Linked DNA regions of Homo sapiens: region 2 is linked to region 1. The links are chromatin loops, found by intact Hi-C in ENCODE. Cell type or tissue: A673. All regions are shown on one strand.

What was found. Peaks named below come from ENCODE experiments on the same cell type or tissue, not always from the same donor. Only the 100,000 strongest peaks of a DNase experiment are listed, where the experiment ranks them.
Region 2: a loop joins it to region 1, with 2.6 times the contacts of the local background. A loop is called at or near these places in 2 of 110 quality-filtered maps.

The regions. Positions count from the first base shown.
Region 1 is chr15:33,981,285-33,989,284 of GRCh38, forward strand. The region is part of intron 2 of AVEN (apoptosis and caspase activation inhibitor); the gene reads right to left. The region is part of intron 1 of CHRM5 (cholinergic receptor muscarinic 5); the gene reads left to right. Among named protein-coding and RNA genes, the nearest start is that of CHRM5, 17 kb to the left of the region's middle. RefSeq lists enhancers at 3,932-4,455, 6,562-7,061. In A673, no CTCF peak of the experiment used is centred here; no DNase peak of the experiment used is centred here.
Region 2 is chr15:33,760,742-33,768,741 of GRCh38, forward strand. It overlaps RYR3 (ryanodine receptor 3), which reads left to right. Exons shown (of 104, transcript NM_001036.6): 61 at 7,917-7,966. Among named protein-coding and RNA genes, the nearest start is that of CHRM5, 200 kb to the right of the region's middle. In A673, no CTCF peak of the experiment used is centred here; no DNase peak of the experiment used is centred here.

The sequences.
Region 1 (8,000 bases):
GAGTTATTAGCAGTCAAGAAAAACTCATTTGCAAGTTAGCACTCCTGCGTACTAATATATTTTTTCCGGACTTTTCAGTTTAAATGAAACAAGTAGCAAGCATAAGAGTATTGCTCCCATTGTCATGACCAGATCAAAAGGCACCAAACTAAACATAACCAAGTTTTTTTAAGTAGCCAAAAGCTTTCTTCTTTTAACAGATACTAAAAATGGGGGGAAGGGGAGGAAACACAAGTTTCCCAAACAATGAAATGGCTCATTTTCTATACAATACACCAAAAGGGCCTACTGCTGCATAGCCAACTGTATGCATACCACAGGGGGCGAGAGTGCAATATAAAGAATAGTCATGGGTTTTGGAATCAGATTGAAAGGAATTCACACTGCAGTTCCATTACACACTAGTTATGTGATCCTTGTTACCTAACTTCTTTGAGCTTAATTTATCTCATCTATAAAATTGTCTAATACTAACACTGAAGGGCTATTTTGAATTTAAACAAAATGTATACAAAATACCAAATATCTAGCCAGGTACTCTATAAACAAGTTTTGTTTTTTTGTTTTTGAAACGGAGTCTCACTCTGTTGCCCAGGCTGGAGTGCAGTGGCGCGATCTTGGCTCACTCCAACCTCAGCTCACTGCAACCTCCACCTCCCAAGTTCAAGCAATCCTCCTGCCTCAGCCTCCCTAGTAGCTGGGACTACAGGTACATGCCACCATGCCCTGCTAATTTTTGTATTTTTTCTTTTTTTTTTTATTAGTAGAGACAAGATTTCACCACACTGGCCAGGCTGGTCTTGAACTCCTGACCTCAGATGATCCACCCGCCTCAGCCTCCCAAAGTGCTGGGATTACAGGCATGAACCACCACACCCAGCACTAAATAAGAGTTATTTTAACACATTTGTTAACACCTACATCTCTGCAGATGTAGAGCTGCATCTGCAGCTCTGCCCCCAACAAATTAAGCCAATCTAATTCAGAGGTTGGCCCTAATGCATTTTTCAGCAGTGCTGCCTTCTCAATTTCAAATTCCTATAAGATCACACCCTCTCCCATCCCAATCCAAACCCTAGTAATGACCCCAAGAATTACCAAATGCTATGCTCTGCCAAAAATAAAAATTAAAAAAGGAAAAAAATAAATGGAAGTATTTCTGATAATACTACTAAAATATTTTCTGGAGCAAAGCAATAACATATGGTTAAGAGGCCAAATCTCAGTCCCAATGGTCAAATTCAATTTGATTGACTGCTATTAACTCAGCACTGCCAAATCTTGATCCTTTTTTAAGATTTTACAATTTTTTTTAAATGCTATAAATGTTTACCCATATCTACCACTGCACTGACTCAAAATTTTTGAATTTAGTAATGGAAACAAGAATTTGTTTAGGTTATGGCATTTCCAAGAACAGCAGTAAAGAATGTAGTTATGTTGTACATCCAAATACCATGATGCTTTCCCCATGATGTTTTCCCCTTATGAATCGAAAAACACATCAACCACATTCTCTCTCTCTCTCTGGACCAGCCCATCTGGACAACACCCCTAAAGCAACAAAGGCTACCTTAGAATTATCCCAACTTCTGAGGGAGATCAGTCAAATGGTTAGCATGTCCTGGGATGACTGTTGGATCACTGGGACATGCCTCCTTCCTACCCATCAACTCCTGTTGGGATAATTTTTGAAAGACTGCACCTCTTAACTGCATGGACCATGACTGTCTCTTGCACAAGAAGCACAACATTAAGGCAGGTTTTTCTGAGCAACGGATTTTAGACGTGGATATATAAATCACTTGGGATATAGCTAACCATATACATATATGTCCATACTCTGTGTGTGTGTGTGTGTGTGTGTGTGTGTGTATGTGTGTGTGTATATATACACACGTGTGTGTATGTGTGTGTATATATATATATACATATATATACACACACATACACACACACACATATATATGGCTTCTTGGTAACCAACAAATGACAAAAGATAAAATAAGCTTTTTGTAACTGATTAATGAGGAAGAAATTAAAATCAATTATTGATGTTTCACCTTGTTTTACAAACGTACCCTCATTAACCCCATTCAGTTAACATAAACGCTTCCATTCTTCAAAGAAATTGACAGAAGGGTCAATGACACAAGAATAGCACCATTTATAATACAGATAGATCTGCAGTAAAGCATAAATAAAAAGGGCAAGTATTTAGTCATTATAACTTGACCTCTTGTCCAAGGCAATTCTTGGCTTCAGAGAGAACTAGTTCCCCTGAACTTTTAAGGAAAAACAGTATCTTTGCATAGCCTCAAAACATTATTTACTGTCATTGTTTTTAACACATGCCCAGAAATTCCTCCTTCCATGGATGAAGCTTACTCGCATCGTCTTGAGTGTGAGCAGGACTTAGTGACTCGCTGCTAGTGAACAATAAATGGAAAGGGAAAAACAGGGAGTTTACAGGGAGAAACCTGACGGAGGTTTCTAAGTGGTAACTAAGAGTAACTAAGTGATCAGAGTTAACATCATCAGCAGTAAGTCCTATAAATATTTTGTGTCCACTGACATGATCCAACAAGAAAGGTACATCATCTTAGGGTATTCTCCCCCAGAATCCATAATCTCAGCCTCATCATGAAAAAAAAAAAAATCAGAAAAACCCAAATTAAGGGACATTCTACAATATGGTCTACTCTTCAAAAGTGTCAATTTCAGAAAAGACTGAGAAACTGTCACAAATAAGAAGAGACTAAGGAAATACAAAGAATAAATGTAATGTGGTATCCTGAGTTAGAAGAGAAAAAGGACATCAGTGGAAAAAATTGGAGAAATGCAAATAAAGTCTGTGGTATACCAATGTTAATTTCTTAGTTTTGATAAAGATACCATGGTTATATAAAATAATAATATTAAGGGAAGCTGGGTAGAAAGTACACGGAAATTCACTGTATTATCTTTGTAACTCTTCTGAAAAATCTAAAAAGTATTAGAAAATAAAAAGTTTACAAAATAAGTAATTGGACCTTAATGTCATTTTATTAAGTTAATCTACATACAAGATATTCTGCAAACTCAGTCACTTTCCTCACCTGTTAGAATAGATTGATGGTAGGGTTTTTTTTTTTTGAGACAGAGTTTCACTCTTGTTGCTCAGGCTGGAGTGCAATGGCATGATCTCGGCTCACTGCAACCTCCACCTCCCTGGTTCAAGCAATTCTCCTGCCTCAGCCTCCCGCGTAGCTCAGATTACAGGCATGCTCCATCACACCCGGCTAATTTTGTATTTTCAGTAGAGACAGGGTTTCTCCATGTTGGTCAAGCTGGTCTCAAACTCCTGACCTCAGGTGATCCACCCGTCTTGGCCTCCCAAAGTGCTCGGATTACAGGTGTGAGGCACTGCACCCAGCCTATTCATAGTAGGTTTCTATATGAGTTGCTTTTCATTGAAGAACAAACATCTTCCCAGGACTTCGGTCTTTAAAAATGAGACAAACGTTAGTAGCAAACATAGGGACCTTTGATGCAGTAAATCACACCCAATAACCACAAATAACAGTTCATTCACTCATTCAGCAAGCTCTGTCATCATGAACCATGTGCCATGTCCTGTGTCATACACTAACAATGAAAAGATCTACCCTCAAGAGATGAACCAACCAATATTTTCACCTCAAGAGCAGTGGAATCAGAAAAGCCTCCTTGACCTTGACCAGCTGAACCTTTCCTGGGTTATCCCACAGCATTCTGTATCCCACAGCACTCTGTACCTGTCACACTGAACTGTATTTGTTGGTTTCCTCACATCTATATCACCTCACAAGAGATATTTGCCAATAACTATGCAGGGTCTGAGATTCCACCTTATCTGTAAGCTAACAGGTTAGCCTGTTACTGTTTCATGGGTGCTAGCAGAAGACATGAGACACCTGGGCCAGAGACAAAAGGTGTCTCTGGCAAAAGGAGTAGTCAAACTTCATGTTAATTTTTGTTGGTTCCTCATTGCCCCCGTCTCAGAGTGGTAATTCAAAGAGTCCTGTACATGCTGTGGGCTTTATTACAGGGAAGGAACACTGAGCTGAGTGTTCCTTTGTTACCAGAAAGGAACACTGAGCTGAGTGCATGCCCTCAGCTCAGTGTTCCTTTTTCAGTAAGAGTAAGTTCCTTGAGTAAGTAGAAGCAACCCTGGGGGAGATATTACCTCATCCCTCAGGGTTGCTTGCTGGAAACACAACTATGAGAAATTCAGACAAAGAGCAGTCAGAGCCTTGCATTCTTGACATACCCATCAGGAGCAGTCTGGGCCACTGCAATTCAGCTCTCCCAACAATATTCTGAAAGGCAGGCACTGTGTTGTAGGCATTTCTGTACCCTCAGCACCTGACATGATGCATGATACACCTGATTCCTTAGTGTTTGGTAAGTAAGTACCTATAAGCTAGAAATCTTGAGTTTGAAGCCAAAGACTACTGTTCCCAATTCTGTGGCCATGTACGCAGTCACTTAATCTTTTTAAGCTTCATTCTATTAATTTCTAGGAAATGTTCAAAAATAGAAGTTCAAGAAATGTTCAGTGAAAAAACTATCTCTAAGGATTCTTCTCTAATACTGAAAGGTTCATGATTCTCTCAAGGGCAGAATGCCAGAAAGCCCAGGTGCCTGATATCTCTCTGACAGATCTAACTCACATAGCATTCCCCCATGGAGGCAGAAATTCATGATGGCATAACAAATTTAGGATTCTATTAAGTTGATTTTTGTTTCTCAGGGTTATTTGTGAAAACCTCACATTTCACTGTAAATTTTTTTTTTTGTTTTTTGTTTTTTGTTTTTTGAGATGGACTCTCGCTCTGTCGCCCAGGCTGGAGTGCAGTGGCGCCATCTCGGCTCACTGCAAGCTCTGCCTCCCGGGTTCACGCCATTCTCCTGCCTCAGCCTCCCGAGTAGCTGGGACTACAGGCACCTGCCACCACGCCTGGCTAATTTATTTTTGTATTTTTAGTAGAAACGGGGTTTCACCATGTTAGCCAGGATGGTCTCGATCTCCTGACCTCGTGATCCACCCACCTCGGCCTCCCAAAGTGCTGGGATTACAGGCGTAAGCCACCGCGCCCGGCCCACTGTAAATTTTTATAAACTCTGTATAAACACAAGGCAGAAGACTCTACAACTACAGAATTTTAAAGGTAAATATAAAACCACATTAATTATCTACTTAGCTAGAAAGTAAGAGGTAAAGAAAGCAAGCTTTCTGAAACTTAATGATTTTTTAAAAACCAGCAGTAATATTATTAAAGACAATATTTTCCTTCATGTGCAATACACAGGATATAATAGATCATGACCATAAGGCTCTATATCAGGTTTTTGTTTTTGTTTTTTTTGAGACAGAGTCTCACTCTGTCACCTAGGCTTGAATGCAGTGGCGCAATCTTGGCTCACTGCAACCTCCGCCTCCCAGGTTCAAGCGATTCTCCTGTGTCAGCCGCCCGAGTAGCTGGGACTACAGGCACGTGCCACCATGCCCAGCTAATTGTTTTGTATTTTTAGTAGAGATGGGGTTTCACCATGTTAGCCAGGATGGTCTCGATCTCCTGACCTCGTGATCCGCCCACCTCGGCCTCCCAAAGTGCTGGGATTACAGGCATGAGCCACCGCGCCCAGCCCAGGTTCTTTTCAAGTGCTAAATAAACAGATAAAATATAGATTTACTTTTCCAAGAGGAATTCTCACCACAGGTTATGAAAAGCAGTATGTTGACATCCTCACCACTCAATGCCTCTAAATTAAACAGTATATATTCATAATTCATTAGCATTAATTCCATTCTCAGGTCACTGAAAATTCTGAGACCAGTGCAGTATTCTCACAACAAATTATGTGAGGATATTCTTTCCATCCCACTCCACATATGACAGTGACTAAGAATGTACAATGCAGTATCCCATATGTGCTTTATTCTTTTGCATATGTCACCTTTCTGTTGGAAAAGGTACATTTGAAGGTTTTTTCATTTGATAAACTAAGATCAAATTCATTTATTATGCTGGCTTGCTTTTTATTTAACAAAAGGGGAAGGGAAAGGGAAAGGCCAGGAAAGGAAAAGAGAAAAACAATGGACAGCCACCAGACAGTCTCTTGCCTCCACAGTGTTAGGATGGAATAAACCCACAGACTCAAGGTCTTCCCTACTCCAGCCTCAGATTACGCTCCACTCTCCTCCCCAGCTGCAGCCTCTGGGACCATCTCTTTGCCCATCCCCTTCTTCTCAGGCCAGCGAACAATGGTTTTTTTCTCCAACCATGAGCTCCCAAATCTACCAGAATTATTCCACTGAGGTCAAGGCTGCTGCCAGCTGCTTGGTCCACCTGCATCTGCAGGCCTCCTCTATTTATCTCTCTCTTTCTCTCTTTGGGCTTTTGTTTCAACTGCAACAGTGTGGCCCCAGAAGGCAGGAACCACTTCTGCTACAAGTTGGCAAACAAGCATGCCTAGAAGATTCATAATCAGCGCTGCATGCAGAAGCTGCCCCAAGATGAGTGGGATCACACCCTGGATGCCTAGGAAGCTTTCTGGCCCCATGGAAAACCCTAACCAGGTCCTGCTGGGTCTGCATGCCCTGGGTTATGGCCACACAGACCCACATTCTCTGTGACTGTCTACACAAGGAGGTGAAATGCATCAAGAAGGAAAACCACCTGACCAACTTCCATAGGCCAAAAGACTCACCCTCCAACACAACTGGGAGCCTCACAGTGCAGTGCCCTGAGGCCTGGCTGCAGCTCCCAAGCCTTGGGGCTTCTGTCCAGGTGCCTGCCTCCAGCCCAAAGGCAGCTTCTTAACCAACCACAAACCTTCTCTGAAGCTGCAGACCAAGTGTAAACAACACAGCTTCTTTTTTTGCAGAAACAAAAAATGTGTATCTTAGACAGTGATATACAATAAACATAGTTTTTTTTAGTTTCAGATAATCAACAATATATTTCGATTTTAATGAACAGTATCAAGTGCAAAAAATTCCAACCTTGAAGCCAGGCATACTTAAGTTTGAATCCTGATTCTGCTACCTAAGAGATATGAGAATTTTGTACAAATTGTTGAACTTTATTTCTAAGGCTTAGTTTCTACATGTATAGAATAGAGATAATGAAACCTACCCTATTAAGTTAAAGTTAGGATTTAATGAAATAGAGAATGTGCCCGTGTAACACATCTCACACACAGCCTGCAACTGGTAGGTTTCAGGAAATGACAGCACTGATGACCGCCATCAGCTTGTTAGCTTAAGGTCACCTGTGGTTGCAGGGTCACTAGTGGCCACAGGGCTCATTTACACACACACGTCTTGCCTATTTATGAAGCCTAACCCTTCTGAGGACACTGGGTGTGCTCACTTAACACACAAGTAAAACACTGTAGAATTATCGCAAAATTAAAAGACAAGAGAACAGAATTACAGGGTTGAAAAAACTCCTTGATAAATGACCTTGCTCTATCCCATGCAGCAAGAAGGACCATTGTTGAACCCATTTCCATTAAATGAAACCAAATCCATTTTGAAAGATTTTCAGTAAAGGTGATTTCCCAACTATCCCTTGGATGCCCAGTTAACACTCATAACACAAATGGCTAATCTAAATCCCCTGTATTTTAGTTTAAGCACATTTGATTTTTTTTTCCTTTGTCTTTACAGCTTGGAAAACACAAATTATTAAACCATTTCTCAGGCTTCTTTTGCTTAGCATCCTAAACCTTTCATCATAAATCCTGTTTTTTCTTATTTTTAATCATCTTTCAAGTTCCCTGTATCACCTCTATAGTTGCAGAAGTTAAAATAGTTCAACAAATCCCACACAAACACACACAAAAAAGCTAAATAAAAGAGAAGATGAGTTAATGATCATTTATTTTTCTAATTACATATATATGTTAGTACCATGCTTGGATATTTTCATGACAGCCCCGTGTTAATGACCTAATTTCAAATATGACCC
Region 2 (8,000 bases), 220 kb before region 1:
AAGCGGACTTAATAGACATCTACAGAACTCTCCACCCCAAATCAACAGAATATACATTCTTCTCAGCACCACATGCACCTATTCTAAAATTGACCACATAATTGGAAGTAAAGCACTCCTCAGCAAATGTAAAAGAACAGAAATCACAACAAACTGTCTCTCAGACCACAGTGCAATCAAACTAGAACTCAGGATTAAGAAACTCACTCAAAACTGCACAAGAACATGGAAACCAAACAACCTACTCCTCAATGACTACTGGGTAAATAATGAAATTAAGGCAGAAATGAATAAGTTTTTTGAAACCAATGAGAACAAAGACACAATGTACCAGAATCTCTGGGACACCAGCCAAAGCAATGTTTAGAGGGAAATTTATAATACCAAATGCCCACAGGAGAAAGCAGGAAAGATCTAAAATTGACACCCTAACATCACAACTAAAAGAAATACTGGAGAAGCAAGAGCACACAAATTCAAAAGCTAGCAGAAGACAAGAAATAACTAAGATCAGAGCAGAAATGAAGGAGATAGAGACACGAAAAACCCTTAAAAAAATCAGTGAATCCAGGAGCTGTTTTTTTGAAAAGATTAACAAAATAGACCACTAGCCAGACTAATAAAGAAGAAAAGAGAGAAGAATCAAATAGACACAATAAAAAATGATAAAGGGGATATCACCACTGATCCCACAGAAATACAAACTACCGTTAGAGAATACTACAAACACATCTATGCAAATAAGCTAGAAAAATCTAGAATAAATGGATAAATTCCTGGACACCACATACACCCTCCCAAGACTAAACCAGGAAGAAGTCGAATCCCTGAATAGACCAATAACAAGTTCTGAAATTGAGGCAGTAACTAATAGCCTACCAACCAAAAAAGGCCCAGAACCAGACAGATTCACAGCCTAATTCTGCCAGAGGTACAAAGAGGAGCTGGTACCATTTCTTCTGAAACTATTCCAAACAACAGAAAAAGAGGGACTCCTCCCTAACTCATTTTATGAGGCCAGCATTATTCTGGTACCAAAACCTGGCAGAGACACATACACACACAAAAGAAAATTTCAGGCCAATATTCCTGATGAACATCGATGCGAAAATCCTCAATAAAATACGGGCAAACCAAATCCAGCAGCACATCAAAAAGCTTATCCAACACAATCAAGTCGACTTTATCCCTGGGATCCAAGGCTGGTTCAACATACAGAAATCAACAAACATAATCCATCACATAAACAGAACCAATGACAAAAACCACATGATTATCTCAATAGACTCAGAAAAGGCCTTCGATAAAATTCAACACCCCTTCATGCTAAAAACACTCAATAAACTAGGTGTTGATGGAAAATATCTCAAAATAATAGCTATTTATGACAAACCCACAGCCAATATCATACTGAATGGGCAAAAGCTGGAAGCATTCCCTTAGAAAACCGGCACTGTACAGGGATGCCCTCTCTCACCACTCCTATTCAACATAGTATTGGAAGTTCTGGCCAGGGCAATCAGGCAAGAGAAAGAAATAAAGCGTATTCAAATTGGAAGAGAGAAAGGCAAATCATCTCTGTTTGCAGATGACATGATCCTATACTTAAGAAATGCCATCGACTCAGCCCAAAAACCCCTTAAGCTGATAAGCAACTTAAGCAAAGTCTCAGGATACAAAATCAATGTGAAAAAATTACAGGCATTCCTATACACCAATAATAAACAAAACAGAGAGCCAAATCATGAGTGAACTCCCATTGGCAATTGCATTTATTCTCACAAAGAGCATAAAATACGTAGGAATACAACTTACAAGGGATATGAAGGACCTCTTCAAGGAGAACTATAAACCACTGCCCAAGAAAATAAGAGAGGACACAAACGAATGGAAAAACATTCCATGCTCATGGATAGGAAGAATCAATATCCTGAAAATAGCCATACTGCCCAAAGTAATTTGTAGATTCAATTTTATTCCCATCAAGCTACCATTGTCTTTCTTCACAGAACTAGAAAAAAACTACTTTAAATTTCATATGGAACCAAAAAAGAACCCACATTGCCAAGACAATCCTAAGGAAAAAGAACTAAGCTGGAGGCATCACGCTACCTGACTTCACACTATGCTACAAGGCTACAGTAACCAAAACAGCATGGTGCTGGTACCAAAACAGAGATATAGACCAATGGAACAGAACACAGGCCTCAGAAATAACACCACACATCTACCGCCATCTGACCTTTGACAAACCTGACAAAAACAAGCAATGGGGAAAGGATTCTCTACTTAATAAATGGTGTTGAGAAAACTGGCTATCCATATGCAGAAAACTAAAAGTGGACCCCTTCCTTACACCTTATACAGAAATTAGCTCAAGATGGATTAAAGACTTAAACATAAGACCTAAAACCGTAAAAAGCCTAGAAGAAAACCTAGGCAATACCATTCAGGACATAGGCATGGGCAAAGACTTCATGACTAAAACATCAAAAGCAATGGCAACAAAAGCCATAATTGACAAATGGGGTCTAATTAAACCAAAGAGCTTCTGCACAGCAAAAGAAACTACCATCAGAGTGAACAGGCAACCTACAGAATGGGAGAAAATTTTTGCAATCTATCTGTCTGACAAAGGGCTAATATCCAGAATCTACAAGGAACTTAAATAAATTTACAAAAAAAAAACAACCCCATCAAAAACGGGGGTGAAGGATATGAACAGACACTTTTCAAAAGAAGACATTTATGCGGCCAACAAACATATGAAAAAAGCTCATCATCACTGGTCATTAGAGACATGCAAATCAAAGCCACAATGAGATACCATCTCACGCCAGTTAGAATGGTGATGATTAAAAAGTCGGGAGGGCAGCCACAGTGGCTCATGCCTGTAAACCCAGCACTTTGGGGAGCCCAAGGCAGGCAGATCACGAGGTCAGGATTTTGAGACCAGCCTGGCCAACATGGTGAAACCCCGTCTCTACTAAAGATACAAAAAATTAGCCAGGCATGGTGGCACACGCCTGTAATCCCAGCTTCTTGGGAGGCTGAAGCAGGACAATCGCTTGAATCCAGGAGGTGGAGGTTGCAGTGAGCCATGATTGCACCATTGCACTCCAGCCTGAGTGACAGAGCGAGACTTCATCTCAAAAAAAAAAAAAAAAAAAAAAAATCAGGAAACAACAGATGCTGGAGAGAGGATGTGGAGAAATAGGAATGCTTTTACACTGTTGGTGGGAGTGTAAATTAGTTCAACCATTGTGGAATACAGTGTGGCGATTCTTCAAGGATCTAGAACCAGAAATGCCATTTGACCCAGCAATCCCATTACTGGGTATATACCCAAAGGATTATAAATTATTCTAATATAAAGACATGCCCGTGTACGTTTATTGCAGCACTGTTCACAATAGCAAAGACTTGGAACCAACCCAGATGCCCATCAGTGATAGACTGGATAAAGAAGATGTGGCACATATATACCATGGAATCCTATGCAGCCATAAAAAAGAATGAGTTCATGTCCTTTGCAGAGACATGGATGAAGCTGAAAACACTCATTCTCAGCAAACTAACACAGGAACAGAAAACCAAGTACCACATGTTCTCACTCATAAGTGGGAGTTGAACAATGAGAACACATAGACACAGAGAGGGGAACATCACACACCGGGGCCTGTCAGGAGGTGGGGGCCAAGGGGAGGGATAGCATTAGGAGAAATACCTAATGTAGATGACAGGTTGATGGGTGCAGCAAACTACCATGGCGCGTGTATACCTATGTAACAGAACTGCACGTTCTGCACATGTGTCCCAGAACTTAAACCATAATTAAAAAAAAAAAAAAATGAGCATCTGTCCTGTGACAACATTGAGAAGAAGGCAAAGATCATTCTGAAGCTTGGGGAAAGTGAACACGTAACACTGTGAATAAACAGGTGGACACTGCTTTCCATCCCATGCTTATCAAACTCTATAAGATTAAAACTTATAAAAAGACTCAGATCGACTGGACACGGTGGCTCATGCCTGTAATCCAGCACTTTGGGAGGCCAGGGCAGGCGGATCACAAGGTCAAGAGTTTGAGACTAGCCTGACTAACATGGTGAAACCCCATCTCTACTAAAAATGCAAAAATTAGCTGGGCGTGAAGCCACGTGCCTGTAATCCCAGCTATTCAGGAGGCTGAGGCAGGAGAATCGCTTGAACTTGGGAGGCAGAGGTTGCAGCGAGCCAAGATCATGCCACTGCACTCCAGCCTGGGCAACAGAGCAAGACTTCGTCTCAAAAAAAAAAAAAAAAAAAAGACATCATACAAGTCCTGATGTGAGTGAGCTGAAATTTGTAGTCTAAAACAACATAATTCAATTTAAATTCCTAATAGGAAAAAAATTTTTCATCAAAAGCACCAGGCTTCCTACTCATTCCACTAGGTTAACATGTAGATACATTAACAGAAATGAGAAAAGAGGGGATAGGTCATGATTGGGCTAAAAGATGGATTCTACTGTGCCTCAGGTTCTCTCTGTATTTTATTAAAGAAATACAGGAATGGACTAGACTTTTAAGTAGCAAAAAGCTAAGACCCTAATGAAAATAGTTAGGAGGCCAGGCGCGGTGGCTCACACCTGTAATCCCAGCACTTTGGGAGGCCAAGGCAGGCGGATCATCTGAGGTCAGGAGTTCGAGACCAGCCTGGCTAACATGATAAAACCCCGTCTCTACTAAAAATACAAAAGTTAGCCGGGCATGGTAGCACACACCTGTAGTCCCAGCTACTCAGGAGGCTGAGGCAGGAGAATCACTTGAACCCAGGAGGCGGAGGTTGCAGTGAGCCGAGATGGCACCACTGCACTCCAGCCTCGCCAATAGAGTGAGACTCCGTCTCAAAAAAAAAAAAAAAAAAAAAAAGAAAATAGTCTAAATAGTCTAAAAACGCTTTCCCTAGCATCCAGTGAACAGTGTACATTATAGGGCCCAGCCATTAAATATCACCATCTTGGGGAGGATATTCAACTTTGAGATTTAGCTAACTTTTATGAAACACTTAGCATTGAGCACAGTTTTTTATATATAAGAGTTATTGCCCATTTGTGTAAAAATCTCTGTGAAACATCATGATGTTTTAAATTCTGAGAACTGCCTGTGTAGTATGATCTCCATTTTCCAGATGAAGAAATTGAATTTCAGTTGGGTTAACTCTACTACCCAAAGTGACTCTTCTGAGTTAGGACAAGAATAAAAATGCAGTCCTGGCTGAGTGCGGTGGCTCACGCTTGTAATCCCAGCATTTGGGGAGGCTGAGGTGGGTGGATCACTTGAGGTCAGGAGTTTGAGACCAGCCTGGCCAACATGGCAAAACCCTGTCTCTACTAAAAAAACAAAAAAAATAGCTGGGCGTGGTGGCACGCACCTGTAGTCCCAGCTACTCTGGAGGCTGAGGCAGGAGAATCGCTTGAACCCAGGAGACGGAGGTTGCAGTGAGCCGAGATGGCACCACTATACTCCAGCCTGGACAAGACAGTGAGTCTCCACCTCAAAAAGAAAAAAAAAAAAAGAAAAAAAGAAAAACCAGTCCTCTGTATCCACGTGAAGTATGATTTATCCTGCACCCTAATTACTTACTCTAAGTTAAGACAGGAGACGCCCCATGCTATCAAAATGAGATACTCTTAAAATCAGGTGCTGACCGAAGACCTCCTAAACATTTGCAGGATGCACCAGTGTGTTTTGTAAGAAGCTAGGGAAACAGTGAGTAAAGTGAGATATTCAGATAATCCAACAGAGGGCAGGTGTGTCTGTTTTCTTTATCTACTTTTCTTAGATTATTAATTCATGGAAATGTAACATTTGTTCAACCAGGCACCATTTGTCACGGCTGGAATACAACCTAGAGCCGATCAGCCTTGCAAATAGCTTTCAAATCCATCAGTGTGCTTGCTGCCCTCCCACAGAAGCAGTCGTGTTTGCACTGAATGTGTCTGCATTGCCAGATTTCTCTTCTTTGCAATCTTCGCCCTTGCGCCACCTTTTCTGCATCTGCAGCCCTTTGCCCGTGGGTCTCAGACTCTCCCTGAGATTCCTTTCATTTATTGTCTTCAAACTCTGAGATGGAGGAGAGGCACTTGGGGACTCGGGGCCCTCATAACTCTGGGCTAAAGACGGTGCTTCCAGTTAAATCCCAGGTTCCATAGGGAACAAGCAGTAGCCTTTGGAAATTTCAGATCCTGGCCTTGGCATGCCTAAGAAAGCACTTCTGACAATGAGATTAGCCATGTTAGTATGAGGATCAAACAACCCAAATATCTGCCTTTGTTAGAAAAACATTGTTTTGTGTTTACACAGAACATGTGTCCAACTTGAAGCATTTTCACCAGAAATACCTGAGTTTACCTGCCCCTAACTCTGAAACCCGAGTCCTATGATGACTCTCTACAGTGAGAAAGTTACCACACAGAGCAGTTAAGGGGCTTCCCCAAGACAGCCCAGCTAATCACAGAGGAACAGAGCCCACATTCCACAGGGTTAGCCCCTCGCTTCAGCTCCATGAGTTTGCATCAACTACCCGTCTCTGAAAAAAAAACCATGGGAAGAAAAAAAGAGCAGCCGATATTTAATTTCACCCTAGATGGCTGCCACGTTTCTGGTAACTTATTGTGTGTTCTCTTAAGCTATAGGCCAGGGGGTCCCAACTCTTTTCCACTGCAAGACCAATTAACTAGCCATGGGAACTTTTGTTGTGATTTTCCAGTAGACAGTCCAAAAAGACTCAGGGCATTTATTGAAAACATTTAAAGGTGAGCAGGTTTTCATCCCCATCAACACTCAGGATATATTCCTTCCCCATTTGAGTTGTCCTATGGAAGACTTCTGCCCTGAATGGGGTAAGGAGCTCCGTGATGAGTTATGAATCAGAAACTGGGAATGTGTCACCAGGGGACCCCGTGGCCTATCCAGGTGGCTTTTTTCTCTCTTCTTTTTTCCCTCTTTCTATTCCACTGCTTTCTGAAGCAACTGCAAAGTTCTTGTCTAGCCATGCCAGTGTCAGTAATGTCAGTTCTGAGCAATCTCTTCCCAAGAGCCTCAGCAACACAGGTCAAATGATGGCCACAGTGCCCCTAGGTGAGGTCCATTAGCAGCATGTTCAGAAACAGCGATGGACTCCTTTCTGACATCACAAGGCCCTCATTAGGCACTGTGGAAAGTCAAACAATGAGGCACAGCTGAACCTTCAGTGGTTCCACAGTGGAAAATATGGGTGAAAGCATAAAGGAGAGTCAAAAAACACAAAAATATACAACATGGGCCTTTCCTAGTTTCCAAGGACCCAGTTAGAACAGTGACCTGGTCAGGCCTGGAGACTAACTGGAGATGACAGAGAATACACAATTCTTAAAACGTTTTTGTTTAACACAATCTCACCTTGTACCTGAACCATTAACACTTTTCCAATCCCAGCTTCTTGCCAACCTCCCAACTAAAACTTCATACCCTCAATGGAAGGCTACAAAATGGTTTGCAATCCATTGCAACAAGGGGAAAATCATGCTTTTTTCCGGAGTCTTCATTTATCCCTGAATGTCACACAAATGAACGTTTCAGTACATGGTACTCTATAGCAAAGTATACTTTGCACTGGGTCACTGCAAAATACTATAACTGTTTCAGAGGGATTGTGTTTAATAAAGATGGAGCTGCCTGCAAGGTACCTTTCATGATTCTCCAAGGCAGTGTGAACCACACATGTTCCTGAGTGTGGACCAGAGGATTCTTTGCTAGGAACATAGTGCATCTCCCTAGAATGCCACTCTGTGCTCTCTGTTTCACAGTGTAAGGGACATTGGGGTGGGGGATACAAAGCGTGAGTCCTTTAATCTCTGTGACTTTCTGAATTGCTTTCTTTTCTGCTTCAGCCTGTTCTGCAAACTTGCCGCTCTCGTTAGACACAGAATTTCCCTCTTTGGTAAGTGAAGTGTTGCTCAAGGTACCGCTCCTCC